Linked DNA regions of Homo sapiens: regions 2 and 3 are each linked to region 1. A link is a contact called in ENCODE Hi-C or POLR2A ChIA-PET data. All regions are on one chromosome and are shown on one strand. Each heading gives the region's core, a stretch centred on a gene start or an enhancer-like site at or near the end of the contact. The rest is flanking DNA. Distances are from core to core; before and after follow the strand shown. Region 1 has its middle 2.9 kb from the start of TRA-CGC1-1. Region 2 holds the start of ZSCAN16-AS1 (ZSCAN16 antisense RNA 1). Region 3 has its middle 3.8 kb from the start of TRL-CAA2-1.

What was found. A loop is a pair of places that touch in the nucleus more often than their neighbours do. ChIA-PET counts read pairs that join two places held with the same protein, here RNA polymerase II (POLR2A). Pooled maps may share reads with other maps.
Region 2: a loop to region 1 is called in a pooled map, with 2.2 times the contacts of the local background. The contact joins the promoter of ZSCAN16-AS1 here to the enhancer-like site in region 1. A Hi-C loop is called at or near these places in 3 of 50 pooled maps. POLR2A ChIA-PET finds 5 or more read pairs at or near these places in 2 of 52 experiments (A673 and H1).
Region 3: a map with no recorded cell type shows a loop between it and region 1 (2.7-fold over the local background). The contact joins two enhancer-like sites. A Hi-C loop is called at or near these places in 4 of 37 single-sample maps with no recorded cell type and 4 of 50 pooled maps.

The regions. Positions count from the first base shown.
Region 1 is chr6:26,548,252-26,552,993 of GRCh38, reverse strand. No RefSeq gene overlaps it. Among named protein-coding and RNA genes, the nearest start is that of TRA-CGC1-1, 2.9 kb to the left of the region's middle. RefSeq lists enhancers at 2,076-2,125, 2,110-2,644, 2,904-3,858. Within about 2 kb of position 2,378, at least 11 of the 41 ENCODE cell types and tissues checked have a DNase peak (open chromatin) inside an H3K27ac peak, as active enhancers do.
Region 2 is chr6:28,134,626-28,139,367 of GRCh38, reverse strand. It overlaps ZSCAN16-AS1 (ZSCAN16 antisense RNA 1), which reads left to right and starts at 2,052. Exons shown (of 2, transcript NR_103456.1): 1 at 2,052-2,623. RefSeq lists an enhancer at 1,692-1,881.
Region 3 is chr6:27,607,160-27,611,901 of GRCh38, reverse strand. No RefSeq gene overlaps it. Among named protein-coding and RNA genes, the nearest start is that of TRL-CAA2-1, 3.8 kb to the right of the region's middle. Within about 2 kb of position 2,466, at least 2 of the 41 ENCODE cell types and tissues checked have a DNase peak (open chromatin) inside an H3K27ac peak, as active enhancers do.

The sequences.
Region 1 (4,742 bases), core at 1,129-3,628:
GGTTACTTTTGAAAATGTTTTGTTTGGGCCCAAGTTTAGAGAGAGGATTTGAGATATTTATCTGGGAAGCCTAGGAACTGAAGGCGAGCATTCTGTTAGTCCTTGACTGGACTGGATTATATGAATACATATATATGCGTGTAGAAAGATAGGTAGATGGGTAGGTGGGTAGATAGATAGATAGATGATAGATAGATAGATAGATAGATAGATAGATAGATAGATAGAATTTTGGGGGGATGTTAGTATGGATTTGTAATATGGTTAGACCTCGGTCTTAAAACGGACCCTCGTTATGGCTGAGCTTCTGTGCTGTTATTAGCAAGAATTTCTAAATTACCAGGTCCTTATTAAAATCGCAGCTGAACCTTCTAAAATCACCTTCTAGGTCAGATACATAGATTAATAAACCAGGGTTGATGCAGTTTGGACATTTTGTATGAAGCTTGGTAGCTCAGTCAGTATGGCCATGGACTTTTAATCTGAGGAACCAGGTTTCAAGTCCCTGTTCAGGTGTCGCTGTATTTCTCCTTTTTTATTTCCATTTCTTCATTTTTAACCCAATACGTACAGTATTCTTTCCTTATCAGCAGGAGATATGTTCCAAGACACACAGTGAATGCCTGAAACCTCGGATAGTACCATAGTATACTATGTTTTTTCGATCTGATAACCAGGATGAATACTAAGTGACTAAGATGTGGGGAGCGCATACCGCGTGGATAGTCTGGACAAAGGGATGATCCTCGGGCGGGTGGGAGATTTCATGACGCTACTGAGAAAGGGGAGTTATTTGAAACTTATGAATTTTTTATTTCTGGAATTTTCATTTAATATTTTTGGACCACGGTTGAAGGGGGTAACTGAGACAGCGGAAGGGAAACTATGGACAAGGCGGGAGAGGTTACTGCAGTTAGAGAGAGGAAGGTTAAGGTCAAGTCACGGGCTGATATCCCCGAATAAATGAAGGACTCTTGAGCTGACCATAGGTCTCATAACCTAGGAGCTGTTTAGAAAATAGATGGGCCTTTTGGAAAGGGAGCCACAGCGCACAAAGCTTTTCATCTGCAATAGGAGTAAAAGTTGCAATAACAATGGCTACAAGTTGTTAAAGGTTAAACTCTTTCTTGAAAAGCAACAAAAATGCACAGGCTCCCTCTTTTCTCTATTAGCGTGCTCCTTTCTGATCCCCTGCTTTCCTGATCCATGGGGTTGCCCAGGTAAACAGACGTGGTTCTTCACCCAGAACTTGGGCCTAGTGGCAGTAGCTTTCATTTTTTTGGTGGTGACCTACAATTTAGTTTAGTTTACATCGTAATTCAGTCATACATATGTAACAGAAACAAAAGTTGCATGAACTATTCCTTACTCTTAACACACACACTGCATTCTGATTATTTCTGATTCTAGTCTATTCTAACTGAAATTTAACATATCTTTCACTTACTAATACAGGTAACAAACCACAATTGAAAGAGAAGTAACTACGACTCTGTCATCAAGAAAAATCACATATTTTTGGCCGGGGGTGGTGGCTCATGCCTGTAATTCCAGCACTTTGGGAGGCCGAGGCGGGCGGATCACCAGGTCAGGAGATCAAGACCATCCTGGCTAATACGGTGAAACCCCGTCTCTACTAAAAATACAAAAACAAAATTGGTGGCGGGCACCTGTAGTCCCAGCTACTCGGGAGGCTGAGGCAGGAGAATGGCGTGAACCCGGGAGGCGGAGCTTGCAGTGAGCAGAGACCACGCCACTGCACTCCAGCCTAGGCGACAGAGGGAGACTCTGTCTAAAAAAAAAGAAAAGAAAAATCACATATTTTTGTATCACAATACAGTTGTTACAAATACCCAAGACAACTGTTTGAAAATTACAGCAGTCATAAGACGGGTCTTGATGTTTAATATTTAATGCATTAATGAGAAGCACACATTACTCTATGAAATTATTTTAATCGTTTGAAAACTGTTTTGTAGTACAATTGGCTTTCTTTAAAATCCTGTGTATTTTTTAAAAGCTTTTAAAAATACAATTTTGAAAAGGGCTCCATGGGCTTCATGCTGGGGCCAGAGGGCTCCCTGGGAGCTAAAAGATGAAGAAGCCGCGGAAATTCGCCATCTGGGAGGAGACCACCGTCGGGTGCCCGCCATCCCCTTCCGCCGGAACTCCACTAAAGAGGACTAGGTGTTAGCGCTGGCGCGGGAGGCCGGAGCAAGGTCTTTAAAGGTCTAAGGTGAAATTCCGGGTGGGAGCTCAGTCAAGCCTCCCCTACCCAACTGGGAATCAGTGCGCCAACCGGAGCACGCCCCCCAGGCGACACCGAGAGGCGCGGAACTCCCAAGCCTAGAGGGCGTCGGAAGTGCATCCCAGAGCGGAGCAGCCAGAGGGGCGGGGCGTCGCGGCGCTGGGGCCGCGCCCTCGGGTATCCAGAGTACGGCTCTTCCAGGCCATGTTGATGACCCAGGGTGGAAGCCATTGGAGAGTTTTGAGAGAAGAAGGAGGTATTTTTTTTTTTTTTTTTTGAGACGGAGTTCTCACTCTATCTCCCAGGCTGGAGTGCAGTGGCACGATCACGGCTCACCGCAACCGAGGGAGGTACATTTTAGCGGGATTTCTGTGAGAGGCATTCGAACCAGAGCGACTCCATTTTGAGTGAGGGCTAGGAAAACGAGGCCGGGACTTTTGCTGGGCTGCATTCCCAGAAAGTCAGGCATTCCTAGCCTCTAGATGTTTATGGTTAAGGGAACAAATTAATAATGTTTACTAAACAGACCCAGACTTGGGAGTGTCTAGATGTCCCCATATCTGGAGAACAAAGGCATTCCAAATTTTGCTTTAAAGATAATAATATCGATTCTTACAAAATATAATAAGAAAATTAATCCTTTATCACAGACCCTTGTAGCAGAGCACATCTCCCCATACTTACAGGTATGTATCTAGGGTGGACACTTTCCTCCGCGTTTCAGGAACACCCTACTCTGTCTATGGAGTAGCTGTACTTTCACTACTTAACTTTCTTAATAAACCTGCTTTTACTTTGCACTGCGGACTCGCCCTGAATTCTTTCTTGCGGGAGAGCCAAGAACCCTCCCTTGGGGTCTGGATCGGGACCCTTTTTCTGTAACACAACAACTATTGAGAAAAGAAGGTAGTGGTGCAAGAACAGATACAGAAAAATAAGTTTCCCTCCCTCTTCTTTCCAACTCTTCCATGCTCAGTGCCTCAGATGTGAGGGTCAGAAATTTGGTTATTAAAAACTCTAGGCCGGGCGTGGTGGCTCACGCCTGTAATCCCAGCACTTTGGGAGGCCGAGGCGGGTGGATCACGAGGTCAGGAGTTCGAGACCAGCCTGGCAAAAATGGTGAAACCCTGTCTCGACTAAAACAAATACAAAAGATTAGCCAGACATGGTGGCAGGCGCCTGTAATTCCAGCCACTCGGCAGGGTGAGACAAGAGAATCACTTGAACCCGGGAGGCGGAGGTTGCAGTGAGCTGAGATCGCGCTAATGCACTCCAGCCTGGGCGACAAGAGTGAAACTCCGTCTCAAAAAAACAAACAAGCAAACAAAAAAACCTCTAGATCACCCAGGCTGATATATGTCTAAATTTATGTTTGTCTAAATGTAAAGTTAAATGAGAACAATACTACTCAGCTCATAGGGTTTTCGAAATAAAATTTTTCATGTAAATCACTGGGCACACAGTTTGGCAACAACACTTAATAATTCTCTTTTATTATAGTCAGAAACCTGATATAATTTGGTTATTCATCTTAATTTTTTGATCCAACAATAATTTATTGAACATCTACTATGCACCTAAGATGACAGCAAGAGGGGTGAAAAAGAATAAAAGTAAACAACTACTATGCACATCTATATGCACTATCCATATTCTCTTAACATCTTCGTAAATGTTATTATTCTTACTGGAAGCCTTTTCCCCACTCCTTGCTTGACCAGCTCCTTTCTGTTTTCATTTTGCTGGTCATATGTCAACATACTCCAGGAAGTCCTCCCTAAGGCACCTTCATGCCCTGGCATCAGGGTTTGGGTCTCTTGCTGTGTTATAACAGAGAGCACACTACTGTATGGTGACCTATCTCTCTATCCCATTCAACTTTTTTTTTTTTTTTTTTTTTTTTTGAGATGGAGTTTCACTCTGTCGCCCAGGCTGGAGTGCAGTGGCGCCATCTCGGCTCTCTGCAACCTCCGCCTCCCCGGTTCAAGCGATTCTCCTGCCTCAGCCTCTTGAGTAGCTGGGACTGCAGGGATGCGCCACCACGCCTGGCTAATATTTTGGTATTTTTAGTAGGAGACAGGGTTTCACTATGTTGGTCAGGCTGGTCTCAAACTCTTGACCTCAAATGATCTGCCCGCCTTGGCCTCCCAAAGTGCTGGGATTACAGGTGTGAGCCACTGCACCAGGCTCTCATTCAACTTTGAGCTGAGAACAGGGAATATTTCTTTTATCTTTGATCCTAATCTGTTGTCAGGCATAAAGTGCAGATAAATGTTTGCTGTTTATCAAATAAAATGGATTGGGAATAGTTGAGCAGATGAAGGATGGTAATACGGCATGACAAAGTAGAAATGCCAGCAATTCACTATTACAATGGAAAAAAATGCTATTATGTAATTCCAGTTTTACTATATATGCTACTTACTGGTTTTAGTAAGGGCTCCATATGGAGTGGCCTGGGTCTCAGTTTTGTGGAGTAATCGAATTGTCTTTT
Region 2 (4,742 bases), core at 803-3,302, 1.6 Mb before region 1:
ATTAATATAACCACCATCCTCAGTTCTAATTACTTCACACCTATGTGACTGCAACAGCCTTGAGATAGCCTTCCTAACTATACAAGACGTGGTCCTTAAATATCATTATCATTCTTCCAATCACTGACCCTGAGTGGTTCCTTATCTCTAAGTAAAATTTAAACTTCTATGCTTGCCTTTTATTTTTTGTATTTTTAAAAATAAATGAAACATGATAAAGATTAATATTATATAAAATTCTTAAAAGCTGACATCTCCACCCTCAAATAGTATTTACCTAGAATGTTGGGAGATAATTCTTTAATGGCTTCTCAAATTACTCCTAGTCTTATGGTAGATTTTTCTTTGAGGTTAGGTTTTCAAGGATGTTTGTATCTCCTTCTAGATCACAGTTGTTTCCTGACCAGGATAATAAAGATAATGGCTCATTCTGGGGCAAGGCTGAGCAAAGGTTGGGCTTCCTAAGCTTGGCATTCCTCTGCTAGGTTGCAAACCCACTGTTCCATCCTAGCAGGGGAATGCCAAGCTTAGGCCCCTCTGTGGGCTTTGGGAACATAAGCTTTGGGAACAAGGGAATATAAAGCTTATGATGCCTGTGTTATTAAGTAATAAAGTCTTCTGTCTCTGACGCAGGAGTCCAGTGTCTTCTGTTAGTATCCATAAAACTGTGGCAAGTTAAATTGTTAGCTTGCAAGTAGGGTAAAAGTTTCACAATTTTCAATATGGGGTAATCACTGTTAAGTTTGGAGTGCATCCTTTTCTTGTACAAATACCCCACAAATTATATCTATATAAACAAATTTTTTCAACAAAAATGGAATATATATTGTTCTGACACTCCTTTTGTCATTTGAACGGTTGAAAGGTATTCCTCAATAGCATATGTCATATGTAATTCTTCCGCCATTGATTTACATTGATAAACAAGTGTTTTCCTTTTTTTCTACCACTAGCGTCCTGTCTGCCTTTTATTGCCTTCCAGAATGACCTTCTCCCTATCCCATACCCCTGGTCATAATTCCCCTGTACCCCCAAGTCAAAGGACTTATCTCATTGCTCACTACTCAATCTAAACACTCGTCTATTATTCTAATAACCCCCTCTCAAGACTTTATTATTCGATTTTGCACTGATCACATTCTGTCTTATATTACTTGCTATGTTGCATTTGCTGTCAATAGATTAAAGCTTCCATAGTTGAGGTGTCGGTTCTGAGATCTCCTTCCCAGTTGCAGTAAGTGGCAGCCCTTGAAATATGCAGATGTGCCATACATTTCTGACAGGAAGAGTGGTTTGCCTTTTTTTGTCAAGTAGCTAATCAATCTGATTCATCCTCTCCCTGCAATTCTAGTCTTATTCAATAATTCCTTCTGCTTAGGTAGGTCCTCATTCACCCATGTACTTATCAAGCACCCACCATGTGACAGATGCCAAGTGAGGTGAAAGTGCTGGGATGAGCACCTCTGTGGATCTCACAATGACCATCCATCTTTTGCATCCTTCTTGGTTTTTCCTTTACCCAAGTCCTGCACTTCACTCTTTACCCGTGCTTCAGAAAAGCGGAAGTTGGTTAATTAATTCCATTTGTCTAACACGGATGAGAGTGACAGCAGACAAGGGGAAAGGCAGGGAAATTCCCTTAGACTGTTCTTACATGCACTCTCACACTTAATAGTCAAAGCCACCCTATGAAATAGACACTACGTTATTAGCCTGAGTTACATAAACGAGTAAACAGAGGCTTGGAGAAGTTAAAAATAAATTGCCCTCAGTCCTAACTGGAGAGTGGTGGAGTCAGAATTTGAATCCAGGTTTAAAGAATTCTAGTGCCGGCACTCTGCACCTATTTCTCTTTGGACACTCATTTCCCCTAAGGATCAGAGAAGCTCAAAGTAGGCCACTTTTCGTCTCCGTAAGTCCGCAAGGTCCTGCGAGATCACAGTGAGCAGGGCACCAGCAAATACAGTCTGCGACCGCGAGACGTAAAGGGAAGAACGCTCCTCGGCACCCCTCCCCAGTCTATCCTAAAGTCAAGAACGTCCGAGCCCGCCTTTCTCCGGGGGCGGGCTGCAATAAAACAGCAAAATCCTCCATTCCCCATCAGCGGTCGATTGGGGGCTCTTTCGAAGCGGCAGCTCTGTAGGACCGCTCTTCTACCCCAAGATCCCTCGGCTTCGGCCCCCTAGGTGCCAGGGTCTGCGGGACCCCACGCTCAAAGCCGCCGGCCGGGGTCGACAACTGCAGAGAGGGTCGGGATAGGAAATTGCGGGTAGCGGCAGATGCGGGTCCCCAGGCATCCCGGAGGTTCCCACAGGTCTGCAGTGGGCCTACTTTGCGAAAAGGGCCCGGCTGCGCCGAGCCTCGTTCAAATCAGATGCCAGACAGTGTTTCTTGGGATCCATCCAAATAGGTCCCTTATTTCTCTTTGTGGGAGCCCTGGGCCTCCTTCCAGGCCGGAACCCAAGTGCTTAGGCAGCCGGGAAAGGCCGGTCCCCTTTTTCAGTTCTCTCGCGACCTCTAGCCACTTCCGGTTGCTAACGGTTCCCAAACAGCCCCCGAAAACGCTACGTGAGCTGGGCCCTGGGCCAGAGGCAGAAAACGGACGGAAGAAAAGGTCTGGCCGGTGAGTGTCAGAGTGAGGGCGAGATTGGGTGGTGTTCTCTGCCGGTGGATAGGCTCGACCGTCCGGTTTGGGATTGGGGTTAGGTATTAGGGAGCGGTTCAAAATTATGCTAATTGTTAAGATTACGAGTATTATTTAAAAAGATACACAACAGCAACAATACAATGAGCCCACGAAGATCAAATGCCAGTTAACTGATTTAAGCAGCTTTGATAGGAAGAAAATGCTGAATTTAATGCTAACAAAAAGATCTAAGTGCGCTGTTAGGGGCTAAGACTTTAACATTATGGGCCAGCCACTGTTCTAAACCCTTCACATTTGGTCACTCATTTAATTCCTACTTTATGAGGTAGATATCATTATAATACTGTTTTACAGATGGGGAACCTGAGGCACAGAGAGAAAAATGTATTAGCCAAGGTCATATAACTAGTAACTGGCAGAACAAAGATTCATACCCAGGCATTCTTCCTTTAAATTCTGTACTCTGGCCTTTCATTGATAACCTGGTTTTATCAGCTTAGGAAATTTGCTATCCAGATGGAAGTATAAGTTTCTACAGAGATATGTTATTGCAGCAGTGTTCTGAATCTCATCGGGTTTGTTGGCAATTTGCCTTTCAACAAAGGGTTTTTTTTTTTTTTTTTGATAAGGGTGGCTTCCACAGAGATTTAAGGAGAACAATAAAAATTTTCATTTTAATAAATAAGCCCCATTTCAACGTCCCTTCTCCTGTATCATTCCTCTGATTCTTCTCTGTCGTTATTTGTTTCTATTAGGTTAAATCATTTTACATTTCTGGTATTTAACCATTTTGACCCACAAAAACAGGGATTTCATTTGTTTAACCTAATACAGAAACATCTTTTCAAGCAGAATTTAGGAATCTACAACAATGAGCAAGATTATATTTTCATCTCCAAAATGTACGTTAAGTCTGTTTGTTTCTCTTTATATCCACTGTGAACCCATGGTCCATGCCACTACCTTCTTTCACTTGGGTTACTACAGTAGCCTCTGGACTGATTTCCTTACTTCTGCTCTTTTCTCATTCTTGCCTCTTTAAGGAGCCAGAATGATCTTTTCTAAACAAACATTGGATTATGTTCCTCCCTTCTAGTAGTTCCCCATCACGTTTAGAATACACATCCTGGCCCCTGTTCACCTCTCTAACCTAATCTTGTGTCACCTTCCCCTTAATCCAGTGCTTTCAACACGTGGCCTTTTTCAGTTCCTGTAACACACCAAATTCATCCCTATTCAGAGACTTTGCATTACCTCTCCCTTTCGTGTGGAATGGTTTTCTGCAGAACTGAAGGTCAGTTCTATCTAATAAATAGGAATATAATGGGATTCACCTATGTAATTTAAAACATTCTTATTAATAGCCATATTAAAAATGTAAAAAGACAGGTGAAATTATCTTTAGTTTAAACCATCATATCCAAAATATTACTATATCAACATCTAATCAATATAAAAATTATTAATGAAATATCCTATATTCCATTTTTTGAAAGCCAGTGTATTTATACTTATTGGACATCTCAATTCACATATTTTCATAAATAATCTATATTGAGATTACATAAAATTTAAAATAAAAAAATAGATTCACATATCCAAATTATTTCAAACATACTTAAAAGTTATCTAGTGAATTATGAGTTTTAAAGTTTAATTAAAATTAAAAATTTAGTTCCTCAGTTGCAGAGCCAAATGTACCTCGTGGCTACTACACTGGACAGCACAGATTTAGATCAAGGATAAAATGTCTATATTCATGATTGGGTCAAGGGGCAAAGAAGAAAATTGCACCAGAAGTGTGGCAAGGAGGGAAGGGGAAGGTCTGCAAAAATGCAGTGTAAGCTGTTTATGCAAGTCACATTTAAGTCACATTACTAGTCCTCACTAGTAAATGAGGTAAGGCTTTCTAAAGTAGACTACTTTTTAGCATCAAGGCTGCATAGATTTTAGGTATGTTGGGAATAATTTTCTGGGGTAGGAAAAGGGTCCAGTAGTGCTGGTCACATGTAGCATTTCTTTCTTTCTTTTTTTTTTTTTTTTTTTTGAGATGGAGTTTCTGCTCTTGTTGCCCAGGCTGGAGTATAATGGCACG
Region 3 (4,742 bases), core at 1,217-3,716, 1.1 Mb before region 1:
TGAGCCAAGATCTCACCATTGCACTCTAGCCTGGGCAACAAGAGTGAAACTCTGTCTCAAAAAAATACAAAAATACAAAAGTTAGCCAAGCATGGTGGCACATGCCTGTACTCCCAGCTACTCGAGAGGTTGAGGCTGGACAATTGCTTGAACCCAGGAGGCAGAGGTTGAAATGAGTGGAGATTGTGCCACTGTACTCCAGCCTGGGCAACAGAGTGAGACCCTGTCTCTAAATAAATAAATAAATAAATAAATAAATAAATAAATAAAATAACTGAAACTGGGTTCAAAGAGCTTGGAAAGTAAAGTGGTTAGGGAAGTTCATTGGCAAGAATGTCAGGGATTCTATAAATGAGGCATTTTATCTCAGTTCCAAGAAAAGTCAGAACAGAAGAGCAATTGGGCCATGAAGCTCACTTGTATGGGAAAGAGACTGTCTTTATAACCTGCTTAGGTAAATAAAGAGAAATAAGTACTTTACCATCCAAAGAGGAGGCTGATGGAGCCTCCAGCACATGATTATGGTGGAGGAAAGTATGCCTAGCTCTCTGCTTTCTGTAGATATCTAAACCCCAAATTTATATCCCACCCCACTCCAGGCCATGCTTGCATGTAAGGGGCAACTTGTACAGAATAGAGAAAAATTGTTAGCCCAAGCAGTCTGTAGTTGGTTCCGACTCCTCACACTTATATCACATAAACAACAAACATATGGAAAGACATGGAAGTTCTAATCATCCTCCAGAAGAACAACAAAGAACTCAAAGTTATCAGTGCATACAGAATGAAAGGTACAGAACAAAAGAATAGAGCAATAAAGTCATGCCCTTGGCTTCATCTTTAGACCATGTTTTGCTGACAATGCCTTGGGTCTGATGTTTTCCTAGAAGACTTTTTTTTTTTTTCCAGCTAATGTGCCGTGGCAGAAGCCTTTTCTTTTCTTCTCTCTTTCTCTCAGCAGAATCAAAGCCTTTTCTTAATTACAGCATTATCTGTCATCTTGACAGGCTGGTAATGAGAAGCAGTTTTATTTTTGAATATCCAACAAGTCCTAAAGTATTCTTTCTTTAGTTTATCTCCCTGCTCTCTTATTTTACTATAGGCAGCTAGAAAAAGCCAGGTGGCATCTTCAATATATTGCCTGGAAATAACCTTAGCTAAATAAGCAAAATCGTTAGGTATATTTTCTACTTTCCACATTTTCTTTCTTTCTTTCTTTTTTTTTTTTTTTTTTTTTGATATGGAGTCTCACTCTGTCACCTAGGCTGGAGTGCAGTGGCTTGATCTCGGCTCACTGCAAGCTTCACCTCCCGGGTTCATGCCATTCTCCTGCCTCAGCCTCCCAAGTAGCGGGGACTACAGGTGCCCGCCACCATGCCAGGCTAATTTTTTTTTGTATTTTTAGTACAGACGGGGTTTCACCATGTTAGCCAGGATGGTCTCGATCTCCTGACCTCGTGATCTGCCCACTTTGACCTCCCAAAGTGCTGGGACTACAGGCGTGAGCCACAGCTCCCAGCCTCTTTCTTTCTTTTTTCTTTTTCTTTCTTTCTTTCTTTCTTTCTTTCTTTCTTTCTTTCTTTCTTTCTTTCTTTCTTTCTTTCTTTTCTTTTTTCTTTCTTTCTTTCTTTCTTTAATTCATTAGGTATATTTTCTACTTTCCACTCTTTCTTTCTTTCAAATTCATTAGGTATATTTTCTACTTTCCACATTTTCTTTCTTTTCTTTTCTTTTTTTGAGACAGAGTTTCACTCTTGTTGCCCAGGCTGGAGTGCAATGGTGTGATCTTGGCTCACTGCAACCTCGCTCCTCACCCCCATCAGGTTCAAGCGATTCTCCTGCCTCAGCCTCCTGAGTAGCTGGGATTACAGGCATGTGACACCACACCCAGCTAATTTTGTATTTTTAGTAGAGACGGGGTTTCACCATGTTAACCAGGCTGGTCTCAAACTCCTGACCTTAGGTGATCCACCCACCTAGGCCTCCAAAAGTGCTGGGATTACAGGTGTGAGCCACCGCGTCCGGCCTACTTTCCACATTTTCACAACAGTGTTGCTAAACTTTCTGTCTCTAGATAACAAAAGTCCGGTTTCTTCCAGCTTCTAGTAACATTTTCCACACTCTCCATTAAGCATCACTGACTTTGGGACTTAGTGACAGGCAGCAGTTGTCTTCAGGTGTTTTTACTCATATTCTCCTCAAGGTCTTTTCAGTTTCCACTTGCTGTCAAGTCCCAAAGTCACATGGTTCAGAATTTATTAATTATGGCAGTATCCCATTTTTAAGTAAGAAAATCTGCATTTGCTTGTACCCATTCAGGATTTATTGCCTCTCAGCTCCAAATTCACCCTTTTTGCCTGCTTCGTGGAAATGAATCTTGAGTCCTTGGTTTTCTTTTGCCAATTGGCATTGAAGCTTTGTCAGTAGAGGGCAGTGGAGAGACATTGCGGAAGAAAGTGAGTTTTGCTTCTTTCTTCCCATGTATTACTTGGCCTGCTGCTTCCCCAGTGCCTAGCTCCTACATCACGCATGCCTTTCCCCTGCATCAGTCTCCTGCAGCACCCAGCAACAACTAATTTTCCCTGGCATCTTCTTTGAGTGTTTTGTAGTAGAGTGCCCTCAGTGAGAGACCTCTCCACGAAGAGCTTTTCAAGAAACCCTTGAAGATTAATTTCCAAAAAATTCCAGAGGACAGATTTCAAGCAAATTCTGCTGGCATAGCACCATGAGCATTTCTCTGCTATTCCGTGAGTCACAGCCATGCTCTCCCCAACAAGGTCTGGATCTTAGCCAGGGGTGGGGTGAGAGGTAGAGGGCACTTCTTTTAGTGCTTTGTTTCAGCCCCAGGTGAGGTCACTTCTATGTTCAAATAACTGTGTAATTTCTCTCTCCTGATTGCACCAAGACTGATACATACCTAACTATTGTTACATAACAAATCATACTAAAATGCAATGGCTTAACTTAAACAACAATTATCATTTATTCTCTCTCACAGATGTGTTGGTCAGGAATGTGAGCAGAAAACAGTGGGGACAGCTTGTCTCTGCTCCATGATTTCTTAGGACTCAACTGGAAGACTATAAGGCTGGTTGCTGAAGGCTGGGCATGGTGGCTCACACTTGTAATCCCAGCACTTTGGGAGGCCAAGGTGGAAGGATCCTTTAAGCCCAGAATTCAAGACCAGCCTGGCCAACATGGCAAAACCCCATCTCTTCAAAAATTTTTTAAAAATTAGCTGGGCATGGTGGTGCATGCCTGTAGTTCCAGCTACTCAGGAGACTAAGGTGGGAGAACTGCTTGAGCCCAGGAGGGTGAGGCTGCACTGAGCCATGTGCATACCATTGCACTCCAGCCTCGGTGACAGAGCAAGACCCTGTCCCAAAAAATGGAGGGAAGCTGGTGGCTAGAAATAATCTGAAGAATCATTCACTCACATGCCTGGCAGTTGCTGCTGGCTATGGACCGGAGGCCTTAATTTTTCTCCATGTGTTCTGCTCCTATGTCCTAGTTTAGGCCTTCTCAGAGCGCCATGACTGAGTTCTGAGGGCAGATGTCTTGAGAGAAAGCTGGTGGAAGCCTCTACCACGTTTTATGACCTAACATTGGAAGTCTTGGTGTATCACTTCCATCATGGTTACAGGCCTATCCAGATTCAAGGGAAGGGAATGTAGACCCCCACCCCTCAAGGAAATGTGTCAAAATTGTATTAAAATAAGACAACGTGTGATGAGATATGTTGGTGTGGCCATCTTTGGAAAATACCGTCTGTCTCAAGTATTTTTTTATGGCTGAACCCTAACCACTCAGAAGCCCCTATCACTTCAGATTCAATTTCTTCCTAACTTGTAAAGAAAGATTAGAGAAAATAAAATAAATATTAAGGAGGTTTTTAGAAAATATACTGCCCAGAAGTTCATGAAACATTGACTATACTGTGCCTCACAAGAAGCAGTGTATAAAAGACAATTGGATTAAGACATATTTCAGTTGCAATTTCAGATTCACATTACATTTTTATATTATTCACTGTCAGGTATCCCAATTTTTTTTTTTTTTTTTTTGACACGAAGTCTCGCTCTTGCTCCCCAGTCTGGAGTGCAATGGCACGATCTTGGCTCACTGCAACCTCCGCCTCCTGGGTTCAAGCGATTCTCCTGTCTCAGCCTCCCGAGTAGCTGGGATTACAGGTGCGTACCACCATGCCCAGCTAATTTTTTGTATTTTTTAAGTAGAGATGGGGATTCACCATGTTGGCCAGGCTGGTCTTGAACTCCTGACCTCAGGTGATCCACCCACCTCGGCCTCCCAAAGTGCTGGGATTACAGGCGTGAGCCACCCCACCCGGTCTATCTCAAATATTTTTAACCTACATTTAGAGGTTTTCATTTCCACAGAAAATGTATACATAGACTTCAACAGGAATAGGGAACTACTAGTGCAAATATTCAACATGTGCATATATTAAAATATATACTGCCAATTTTGCATATGATTGAATTGCACTTAGTATATAGGAAAAGTATAGTTGCATTGAAAAGATTAAAATCTACAAACAGTAATCCAATTTTAAAAAGAGATGTTTCCCGTTTAATTTTAGAGTAACAGATGAGGAAATTACAAATTTAAAAATGATAACTCTCCAGGCCAGGCGCGGTGGCTCACGCCTGTAATCCCAGCACTTTGGGAGGCCGAGGTGGGCGGATCTCTTGAGACCAGCCTGGCCAACGTGGTGAAGCCCC